3 separate regions of the Homo sapiens genome follow, and regions 2 and 3 are each linked to region 1. A link is a contact called in ENCODE Hi-C or POLR2A ChIA-PET data. All regions are on one chromosome and are shown on one strand. The core of a region is the stretch at or near the end of the contact, and the rest is flanking DNA. Distances in the headings are between cores, read along the strand shown.

Evidence for each region. Hi-C counts contacts between places; a loop is a spot of excess contacts on that map. ChIA-PET counts read pairs that join two places held with the same protein, here RNA polymerase II (POLR2A). Pooled maps may share reads with other maps.
Region 2: a loop to region 1 is called in a map of CD8-positive, alpha-beta T cell, with 11 times the contacts of the local background. The contact joins the promoter of MAP1LC3B here to the enhancer-like site in region 1. A Hi-C loop is called at or near these places in 34 of 168 maps with a recorded cell type or tissue (A673, CD4-positive, alpha-beta T cell, CD4-positive, alpha-beta memory T cell and 23 more), 27 of 37 single-sample maps with no recorded cell type and 35 of 50 pooled maps. POLR2A ChIA-PET finds 5 or more read pairs at or near these places in 9 of 52 experiments (CD4-positive, alpha-beta T cell, CD8-positive, alpha-beta T cell, K562 and 5 more).
Region 3: a pooled map shows a loop between it and region 1 (4-fold over the local background). The contact joins two enhancer-like sites. A Hi-C loop is called at or near these places in 9 of 168 maps with a recorded cell type or tissue (adrenal gland, esophagus squamous epithelium, gastrocnemius medialis and 6 more) and 3 of 50 pooled maps. POLR2A ChIA-PET finds 5 or more read pairs at or near these places in 4 of 52 experiments (BJ, CD4-positive, alpha-beta T cell, activated CD8-positive, alpha-beta memory T cell and 1 more).

The regions. Positions count from the first base shown.
Region 1 is chr16:87,635,028-87,638,243 of GRCh38, forward strand. All of the region lies in intron 1 of JPH3 (junctophilin 3), which reads left to right. Among named protein-coding and RNA genes, the nearest start is that of JPH3, 34 kb to the left of the region's middle. RefSeq lists an enhancer at 691-870. Within about 2 kb of position 1,529, at least 5 of the 41 ENCODE cell types and tissues checked have a DNase peak (open chromatin) inside an H3K27ac peak, as active enhancers do; they include CD8-positive, alpha-beta T cell, where a contact is called at or near this core.
Region 2 is chr16:87,390,879-87,394,094 of GRCh38, forward strand. MAP1LC3B (microtubule associated protein 1 light chain 3 beta) reads left to right here and starts at 1,458. Exons shown (of 4, transcript NM_022818.5): 1 at 1,458-1,589. The coding sequence starts at 1,550. It also overlaps a transcript of FBXO31 not described here. RefSeq lists enhancers at 416-1,374, 2,591-2,640 and silencers at 891-1,540, 1,561-1,730, 1,841-1,970.
Region 3 is chr16:87,433,726-87,436,941 of GRCh38, forward strand. All of the region lies in intron 2 of ZCCHC14 (zinc finger CCHC-type containing 14), which reads right to left. Among named protein-coding and RNA genes, the nearest start is that of MAP1LC3B, 43 kb to the left of the region's middle. RefSeq lists an enhancer at 1,336-2,253. Within about 2 kb of position 1,731, at least 9 of the 41 ENCODE cell types and tissues checked have a DNase peak (open chromatin) inside an H3K27ac peak, as active enhancers do.

The sequences.
Region 1 (3,216 bases), core at 279-2,778:
CTTTTCCCTCCACTGGACTCTGGGACAGTAGTGGGAGCCTGGGTGGGGGCTTTTGCCTGCCAGAACTCATGGGTCGGGGCCGCACATGAGTGAGTGTCTCCTGGGCAGGGCTGTGGCCATGAGCTCAGGTCTTTAGTGGGCTCCTTGCTCCTCCCAGCAAAGCGTTCACCTTGCCCCACCCTGGGACCTCTCAGGTGCTCTTTGGAGGTGTTGACCTGGGGCATCTGTCCATGGCCCTGAGGAGGTGGAGCACCTGGTGAGGGCTGCGCTCTCTCCAGCTGGGACCCCGGGCTCCGAAACTAAAGTTTTGGGAAGAGTGTCAGCTGACGGGTGGGGCTTCAGAGGAGGAAAAGAAACAAGGGTGTGAGATGTGCAGGCCCTGGTGAGAGACAGGCAGCAGCAAGAGCCTGCCAGCCATACTTACCCACAAGGCCGGCTGAGGGGCTGTGCTGGCCCAGGGCTCTGGCTTTCGGACCCAGACAATGCTGCTGACCAAGCAGGCCAGGCGCTGAGTGACTGTCCCAGCGGATCTCCGAGCAGGGTCCCTTGAGCATTAGGAATGCAGCTTCTCAGGCCATGCCAGCCTGGCAGAACAGGAAGGGAGGGGTACAGCCCTGTGGGGACGCAGCTGTGGCTCGAGTGACACCTGCTGGCGGCCTCATCTCATCCGCTCTCTGCGAGTCTGTGGTGGTTCTAGTCGGCGTTTCACGGGCAAGGTTTAGGGGGTTTGTTCCTCAGCTGGGGTCCACCCACGTCTTCCGACTTCCTCTCTCAGTGTTTGGGCCATCGGTGGGTGAGGTGGCTGCAGCAGAGCCGGGGGCTCCTGTGTGCGGAGGCAGCACCGACATCCACTGCAGCCACACCCTCCTGAGAGGGTCTGGAAGGAAGCAGGGCACCCTGCGAACCCACCTTCCTCTGGGGTGTCTTCCGGGGCCCCAGGGCCAGGGCAACTGGAGCAGACAGGACATTATCTAGCTCTGGGGGCCGTGCTGACCGAGCCAGACCCTCGCGGCGGCCCACAGAGATGGGCAGCTTGCGGGGCAGCTTTGTCCCCCCGACACTGGGTCCTGTCTTCATGCACACAAGCCGCCTGTTCTGCAGGTGACCAGTTAGGTTCGATGGGACAGGCTTTGGGAATCAGCGGCTTGGGTTTGCCCCCCACAGCCTTGGATCTTGACCTTGGGAGAGGCCTCCACCACGTGCCCTGGGGTGGGGTGGGGGCGGGGGCGTCCTGCATCTGCGCCGTTCAGCTCAGTTGCCCTCAGCCGCGGTTGGCCGCCAAGCACTAGGGTGTTGCTGGCACAGCCAAGGAACTGAGCCCAGACTTTTTGTTTACTTAATCAAGCATAAATGCAAAGGGCTGGGGGTGGCCGAGCTGATGGTGCAGGCGTGTGCGCTCAATAGCTCCGTCACAGTGGCTGTCGCTTTATTGAGCAACCGAGGGAGCGAGGGAGAGGAGCAACTGCGGCGAGCGTGGAGGCCCAGCCCGCAGAGCTCCCGTCTGGGGGAAGCCCTGTCCCTCACTGCCTGTTCCCGGCGCTTTGGTGCCCTCTGCTGTGGGGTGATGAGGTCAGGCTACGCAGGCAGTCACGGCAGAACTGAAGGCCGTGTGCTTTCGTGTAGCCAAACCCCTTTTCTTACTGATATCAGTTATAAAATCAGAGCTATGTTCCCACCAGGGGCAAAAATCCAACACCGTGCAGTTGCAAACACGGGGCAGGAAAGACTCCGGCGACCCTCATTACACTGTGCCGGGAGGCATGGCCAGAGCTCCGTCAGTTCATGCGTCGCTTAAACCTAGAGGTGGGTGCGATTGTCACCCTATCTTACAGGTGTGGAAACTAACTCAGCTCCGAGATGTGACTGACCTTCCCCGGCCATAGTACGCGCAGCGCAGTGGGGCCTGGACGCGGCTGCCTGGTTTCAGGTCCACACGCTCCCCAGCACTGCCGGCCAGGCTCCAGCATGACGGGGGTCAGGCCTCCACAAGGCCCTGTCGGCCACGGGAGTTTGCTGCGAGATCCTGGGTCCCTGACTGTGTTCTCAAAGCCCCTAGGATTTGACCAGCCGTTCTTTTATCTTAGGAGTCGGAAATCTTACATCTGTATTTTTATTTCGCTGTGCTTCCGCCCCCTGCTCTGCTACCCTCACCTCACTACGTTGTTTTATTGGCATAGTATAAAATTCACATTTTACAATATGCAATTCAGTGGCACTAGCACATTCACGGGGTTCTGATCATCAGCTCTATCAGGTTGCAGGCCACTTTCATCACCCCAAAACCCCAGCCCTGTGAGCAGCCATTCCTGCTCCTCCCCGGCCATCATCCGTCTGTCTCTGGATTTACCTGTTCATGTTATGGGGGAGAGAGAGAGAGAGAGAGAGTGTGTGTGTTTGTGTGTGTGTGTGTGTGTGTTTTAAATGAAGGCTTGTGGTACGGGGTCTGTTCTCATTTTGCGCCGGTGTTGGGCCTGAAGTGTGTCCTGTGTGCATGTCTCTGACCCCCGGAGTCATGGGACCCAGTCACGTGCTGCGCTGACGTGGAGTCCGAAGTTGTAAAGACAAAGCTGGGTGAGACCCTAGTGACTCACAGGCCCTTCTGCTCTCCTTTCCAGATCTGGGACTTTCTCGGGGACAACCCTGGGATAACAGCCACCACTGGAGTCTATGCTTGAAGGCCATTCCGCCTCGTGGTGCCCTGGGCGAATGTCGAGGGAAAGCAGACTCCCTGTGCCCCCGGGGTTGGCTTCTTGCTCAAGGATTCCAGATGCTGGCCTCCTGGGTGGTGTTCCCATGCCGAGCTCCAGTTGGGGGTGTGACCAGCACCCCGTGCGGGGGCTGCTGGTGTTCTGTGTTGTCAGAGCAGTGCTGTTTTGTGTTTTTCTTTAAAAAAAAAATTTTTTTTTGAGATGGGGTTTCACTCTTGTTGCCCAGACTGGAGTGCAGTGGCACAATCTTGGCTCACTGCAGCAGCCTCTGCCTCCTGGGTTCAAGCAATTCTCCTGCCTCTGCCTCCCCAGTAGCTGGGACTACAGGTGCCCGCCACCATGCCCTGCTAATTTTTATAGTTTTAGTGAAGATGAGGTTTCACCATATTGGCCAGGCTGGTCTCGAACTCCTGACCTCAGGTGATCTACCTGCCTGGCCTCCCAAAGTGCTGAGATTATAGGCATGAGCCACCACACCCGGCCTCCTTTTAAAATTTTAATTTTTAAT
Region 2 (3,216 bases), core at 208-2,707, 240 kb before region 1:
TGGAGCCACCGCCCCCCGCTATTTTCATGTTTTGTATGATTCAAGCTTACAGTGTAGAGTGTATTAGCCTAATCCAATTACTTTATCCAATTGGGATAGAAGAAAGGCTTTTACAAAGTCAAAAGGAGAAATCCTGGAACTATGGGGCTCTTTCAAAGTATTAGATGTTAAAGAACAAAAACAGCCAAATAGCCGGGAGCAGTGGCTCACGCCTGTAATCCCAACTCTTAAGGAGGCCGAGGCGGGAGGGTTGCTTGAGGCCAGGAGTTCAAGACCAGCCCGGGCAACACAGCGAGATCCCGGCTCTACTCCCAGCTTCTCGGGAGGCTGAGGCAGGAGGATCCCTTGAGCCCAGGCGACCGAGGCCGCCGCGAGCTATGATCGTGCCACTGCATTCCAGGCTGGGCAACAGAGCAAGACCCTGTCTCAAAAAAACCCCAAAGAATCTAGTGCTGTTCCTACAGAGACACATTGGCCACAGGCTGAGGTGGGCAATAGCAACCAAATATCGCATGGTGGTTTACGCACTGCAGCCCATTTGGAGTCCTCAAATATGACTGCCCTTTCACAGATGAGTCTGAGACTCAAAAACTGTCACTAGCGTAAGGTTGTCCAGCGAGTTTAGTGGCTGGGAGGCTGAGGGGTAGACAGGGCGGCTAGCGATGTGGGGCAGGCCTGGCAGTCGCCACAGACGACCTAACGGTAGGAAAATCTTACAGCCACCAGGAGAGTTCCAGGCGCCGCGGCAGGGGGACTGGGAGAGGGGACTGCGCCCAGAATGAAGGCTCGGGACAAAAGCAGTTGCGCAAACGCGCCAAGGCTGGGCGTCGAGTGACCGCGGGCGGAGGTCACCAGCGGCCACTCCCCGGAAGCCACCCACGGACCACGCGCGCCCCTGCACGCAGAGGGGGCCAGGGCTCCACGGGCGAGCGGCGACCCTGCCTCCCGGAGACGGCGCGGCCTGCCCTGCGCGCCTCAGCCCCGGGTGCCGGCGTCTCGGGCAGCACCACCAAGTCTCTCTGGAGGGGAAAGGATGGTCGGATTTGCCCCATGTCCCTTCCTCTGACCCCTCCCTCAAGAGTGCCCCGGGACACCCCGCCTGTGGCTCAGCCTCCCCCGCCCCGCGCTGCCATCTCCTCAGGGCCGGGCAGCAGGCTCCCGAGCGCCCACAGACCCGGGGTGCGGCCCAGCCCACAACCGTCACCTCAGGGGCCTCAGGCGCCCAGCGGTGCTGGGCGGGGCTGGGGCACGACCGGGAGCATGCGCAGAGCGCGCGTTTCGCCCATCGCGCACGCGCACACACCTGCTCCGCCCCCACGCTGCGTGCCGCTGCTGGGTTCCGCCACGCCCGTCATGGCGGCGGCCCCGGCCGGCTCTGGCCCCGCCCCTCGGTGACGCGTCGCGAGTCACCTGACCAGGCTGCGGGCTGAGGAGATACAAGGGAAGTGGCTATCGCCAGAGTCGGATTCGCCGCCGCAGCAGCCGCCGCCCCCGGGAGCCGCCGGGACCCTCGCGTCGTCGCCGCCGCCGCCGCCCAGATCCCTGCACCATGCCGTCGGAGAAGACCTTCAAGCAGCGCCGCACCTTCGGTGAGTGTCGCCGCGAGGGCGGCGGGTGCGGCGGGGCCGGGGTCCGAGCTGTGGAGGGCGGCAGGGCCTGGGACGCCGTGAGGGGTCGGGGCCGAGCCGGGAGGCCGAGCGGGGCCGGTGGCTGCCGGCCGGCGGGGCCGAGGGATGCGGGGCCCGGGGCCCCGTGAGGGACCCAGGCCGGGACCGAGCCGGGAGGGCCAGGGGCTGGTCTGGGCCGGGGCGGCCTGCGGACCTCTCGGAGGCCTGGGAGGAGGCAGCCGGCGGAGGGCGGGCGGGGGCCGGTGCGCTCGGGGCCCCGGGCCTGCTGAATCACCCCGCGCCCTCCGCGGCGGGGTGCCTGCCGTACCCCGGCCACCGCCGCCCCCGCAAGCGCGCTGCGGGCGAGGGTCGCGCTTCTGGGGCCCAACAGCCCCCGGGGCCGCGCTGGGCCGTTCGGCTCTGAAGCGGGGCTGCGCCGGGACCCAGCGCGTCACCTTCAGGGCTGGTTTTCCCGTCGAGGGAGCCCGCCCGGGTGCGAGTGCCTCTTACAGACCTCAGTGCCTCGGTCGAGAGGAGGGGAATGTGCTGGGCCCCGGCCTCGCCGCGCCCGGGACGGCCCACAGCGGTGTTGCCAGTTCCTGTCTGTAGCCCAGGAGCTGGGGTGGGAGACTTCTCTTGGGTTTGCGATTACGTTCTCACCTTGGCACCAGGAATACCGAATACATCCCTTTTCTGCCGGTTCAGACTGGAAACCCAGCTTAGGTGTGCTGGCATTTGGTTAAACGTGCAGGTGTCACCATCACAATATTTACTCCACGCAGATGATGCGAAGTGATTATTTCCCGCTTGAGCAAGAGAACGCCGCAGATCCAGGTATCTGTTGTTGCCTAAGTTCCAGACACCGGTTTGGAAGGGAAGCACCGTGTTCATCGCGGTGGACTGCGAATGCCTGCCGCCATCCTCGTCAGGAGCCCACACAGTGGTGCTGTTTGTCTGCTTTTGCCTAGTTTCCCGGAGTCTAGAAAGAGTTTAGCATTCATTTGAGTTTGGATATAGTTTTGCAGGTCTCATTGACCATTATTTTTTTTCTTATGCCTGAGAAACTTAAGCAAATTAAAATGGACCTTAGCTTGCCAAGCATATCTTTTCAGACAGCCTCTTGAGGCAGTCCGTTGGTTAGCAAGACTTACACGTGCCTTTTTTGTTAGTAGTTTTCTTGTTAGTCACCTTAATGAACTCTTTACTGTAGTGTCTAGGCTTATTGAGCCCTGAGAGCAGCATTAAAGACAGATTTTCTTTTCTTTTTTATTTTGAGACAGGGTCTCACTCTGTCACCTGGGCTGGAGTGCAGTGGTGCAATCACAGCCCACTGCAGCCTCGACCTCCCGGGCTAAAGCGATCCAGCGGCCCCCCTCAGACCTGGCTTCTGTTTTCACCAATGAAAAGTTAACTGGGAACATTTATGTAGGAGAGATGCCCTTTTTCTCATAACAGAAACTATAGTTATTTTCTTTTTTGCTTAGTACTTTTGGGTTATTCTGGAAAAGTCTCTGCGAAGAGTGGGTAGTAAGGGTAGGAAATGTGAGACTAACACATCCGAACAAGGAATTTCCTGGAACCTAAAAGTGGCCCTGAGGGTAGACCAGCA
Region 3 (3,216 bases), core at 481-2,980, 200 kb before region 1:
CTGCCTCCTGGGTTCAAGCGATTCTCGTGCCTCGGCCTCCCCAGTAGCTGGGATTACAGGCGCATGCACCACCGTGCCTGGCTGATTTTTGTACTTTTAGAAGAGATGGGGTTTTGCCATGTTGGCCAAGTTGGTCTCAAACTCCTGACCTCAGGTGATCCGCCCGCCTCAGCCTCCCAACGTGCTGGATTTACAGGCGAAAGCCACCGTGCCTGGCCTTTCTTTTCAGGAGAATTCATTCTCATCCTTCTCTGCGAGGGCAAGGATGAGGAGACCAGAACAACAGTCCTGGGGGAGTCAGGAAGATAGCACCGTCTGGGAGCAGAGCCGGGCTGCAGTGAATGAAGCTGCACGGGATGGACAGCCAGAGGGATGAGCGGCCTCACCAGGGAGCCCGGAAGGCATCAGCCTACTCATCCCGTTTTCCACGTACACTGGTGCGTGTTTTTCTCATCAAAAATAAGATGATACAATTAGGTTTTAAGCACTATTTTTAAATGAGCCCAAATATCTGCTCAAAATAAAACAGCCGCGTATCGAACATGCTGTAGTTTCTGACTCAGCCTCATCAAGGCAGGCCTGCCCCGCTGATCCAGCGCTGAAGTTTCTCACTGCCCAACACACCCGGCTCTGCCAGCTTCCACACTTCCCAGGCGCCAGGAGCCCCACGCCGAGCTTTACACATAACTGGGAAAGAGGCTACGGGAGCATTCTCCCTCCTTCCTCCACCAGCCTTCGCTGGGTCTGGAGGCCACCTGGCCGCGTGCGACGGGGATGTCTGCTAATTTGTAGAATCTAACTTTGTCCAACGTGAAATACTCAACACAACTTCTCAGAACTGTGAATGTGACACTTCCTGCAGGCACCCAAAGACCGCCTGGTCTCCTGCACCACCGTTCTCCAGAGCCCTCTCCACGGGCGCCAGTGCTCACACAAGGTCACGGCCACCTCAAAAAACCGTATGGCCAAAAAGTTTTTTGGGGTGGTTGGGAGCAGTGGCTCACGCCTGGTATCCCAGCACTTTGGGGGGCCGAGGCAGGCAAATCACAAGGTCAGGAGTTCGAGAGCAGCCTGGCCAACATGGTGAATCCCTGTCTCTACTGAAAAGACAAAAAATTAGCTGGGTGTAGTGGCGGACACCTGTAATCCCAGCTACTCGGGAGGCTGAGGCAGGAGAATTGCTTGAACCTGGGAGGCGGAGGTTGCAGTGAGCCGATATCGCGCCATTGCACTCCAGCCTGGGCAACAAAGTGAGACTTCGCCTCAAAAAAAAAAAAAAAAAAAAAAAAAGACGTTTTTTGGGAAAAAAAAATCTCAGAAACTCCTTGTAAACTGTCAATGTACATTAGGATATTAAGGACTCTGACAAGTCCTACAGTACATTATAATTTTTTAAACGATTCCCCACATTTTTTGGCAACTTCTTCTCCTAACATACACGAACCTCTCCTAGAGCAAGGACCTGCTCTGTGCACACGCTCTGGGGATGGTTCTAAGCCTGCACTGCCCAAATCACCCGTGGCAAGTTAAGTTAATTAAGAAGGAATAAAATTAAACGTTCAACCCCCAGTTGTCCTGAAGAACCACGCTGAGGGTTCTGCAGCCATGGGAGGCTAGTGGCTGCCACGCTGGGCGGTGTGCTCCCAGACAGCGCTGTCTAAACCAACACCCGCCCGTCCGTGAGCAGCTCTGTGGGCCTCCACATGCCCCTCATCTGCATGTCCTCTGTGGCCACCCCGTGATACCATGGCTGAGGAGCTGTGCCAGACACCACCCTGCTCCTGGAGCCAACGACACTGACTCCCTGTATCTGCAGAATGAGCCAGCCAACCCTGCGCTGAACCAACCATCCTCGCTCGCTCCCCAGCGTGTGCTGCAAACACCCGGCCACGTCCCAGGTCACCCTGCAGGTGCTGTGAGGGTCGTGGAGCACGAGGCAGCGGGCGCTGCGCTCCCAGCGGCACCACCTGCTCCTCCAGGGAACCTCGTGCATCTCACGGATGCGGGAGTCCACTCGCTTTAGAGTTCTTTAAGCTTAAAATAGCACCTCACAGGAAGGAATTACTATAAAAAATACAAATGTTTATTTCCTTTCTGGCAAAACAAAGAGCACAGCACATTTAGAGGCTACACAGCCCTGCTGATGTTCACTTAGTGGAACTACACGCTGTTCCTGCCTGACTTCCTCAGTCAGACTGTCAGCAAATACATAGCTTTTATGTTTTTCTAAAGCAGTACTTCTAAAACTTCCCACAATGACATCACTCTAATCCATGTATTTTACTTTTTTAAACAACATATAGTGTCAATGAATACAGAAACATGTAGTCAGCATTCTCCCTGGCCACAAACACCATGTGTACCTCATGTCCCAGGACTGAATAATATTAGGGTTTATGAAAAAAGTAAAAGGAAAAAAAACCCATCTGGACTGAGAGTAGGAAGTGACTCAGTCATATTTCATATCTGGACAGGAAAATGGGAAAAAGCAGATGAATGTTATTCAGCTGTTTTCAAATAAAAGAGGCATTTCCAATTCTAGGCTCCAAATGTTGGCGCATCCCTCTGCAGAATGGCTAGCCTGGGCAGTGGCGGCCCCCCGCCAGGGCACCTCCGGGCCCAGGAGCGACGCAGCGAGGCTCCCTCTACTCCTGCCCTGGACCCCATGTGCTCCGCGGGCTCTGAAGGCTGAGAAGAGGAGCCTGGGAGAGAGGGAAGACCAGGCACAAGGAGTGAGGGGCCGGGCTAGTGCGGGGGCTGGGTGACCAGCCTGAGTCAAGGTCAGGAAAGATTTCAGCACGCTCTCAACTCTGCAGCCATTAGACGCTGTGATTCGAAAAACCACAACAAGAAAAAAGGCTGATAGAGCAGCAGGATAAATAGCTCACACATGCCGGGCTTACGCCTAAGTGATGGGCTGATGGGTGCAGCAACACATCATGGCACACATTTACCTATGTAACAACCTGCACATCCTGCACACGTACCCCAGAACTTAAAAGAAAAAAAGAAAAAAGCCTCGGATATTAACTGGAAAATTACAAATTCTATGCATAACATGATGACAGTTTTGTTTAAAATGGAAATGAAAACACTAAAACTAAACGATCGAAAGTGATGGGAACAGCTGTGTACGGTGGCGAAGTGAAGAGTAGCTTTTCCCCACATTTCTGTAATGTGGTTTTGCCATCTCAAAGCGAATACCTATCTGCACGC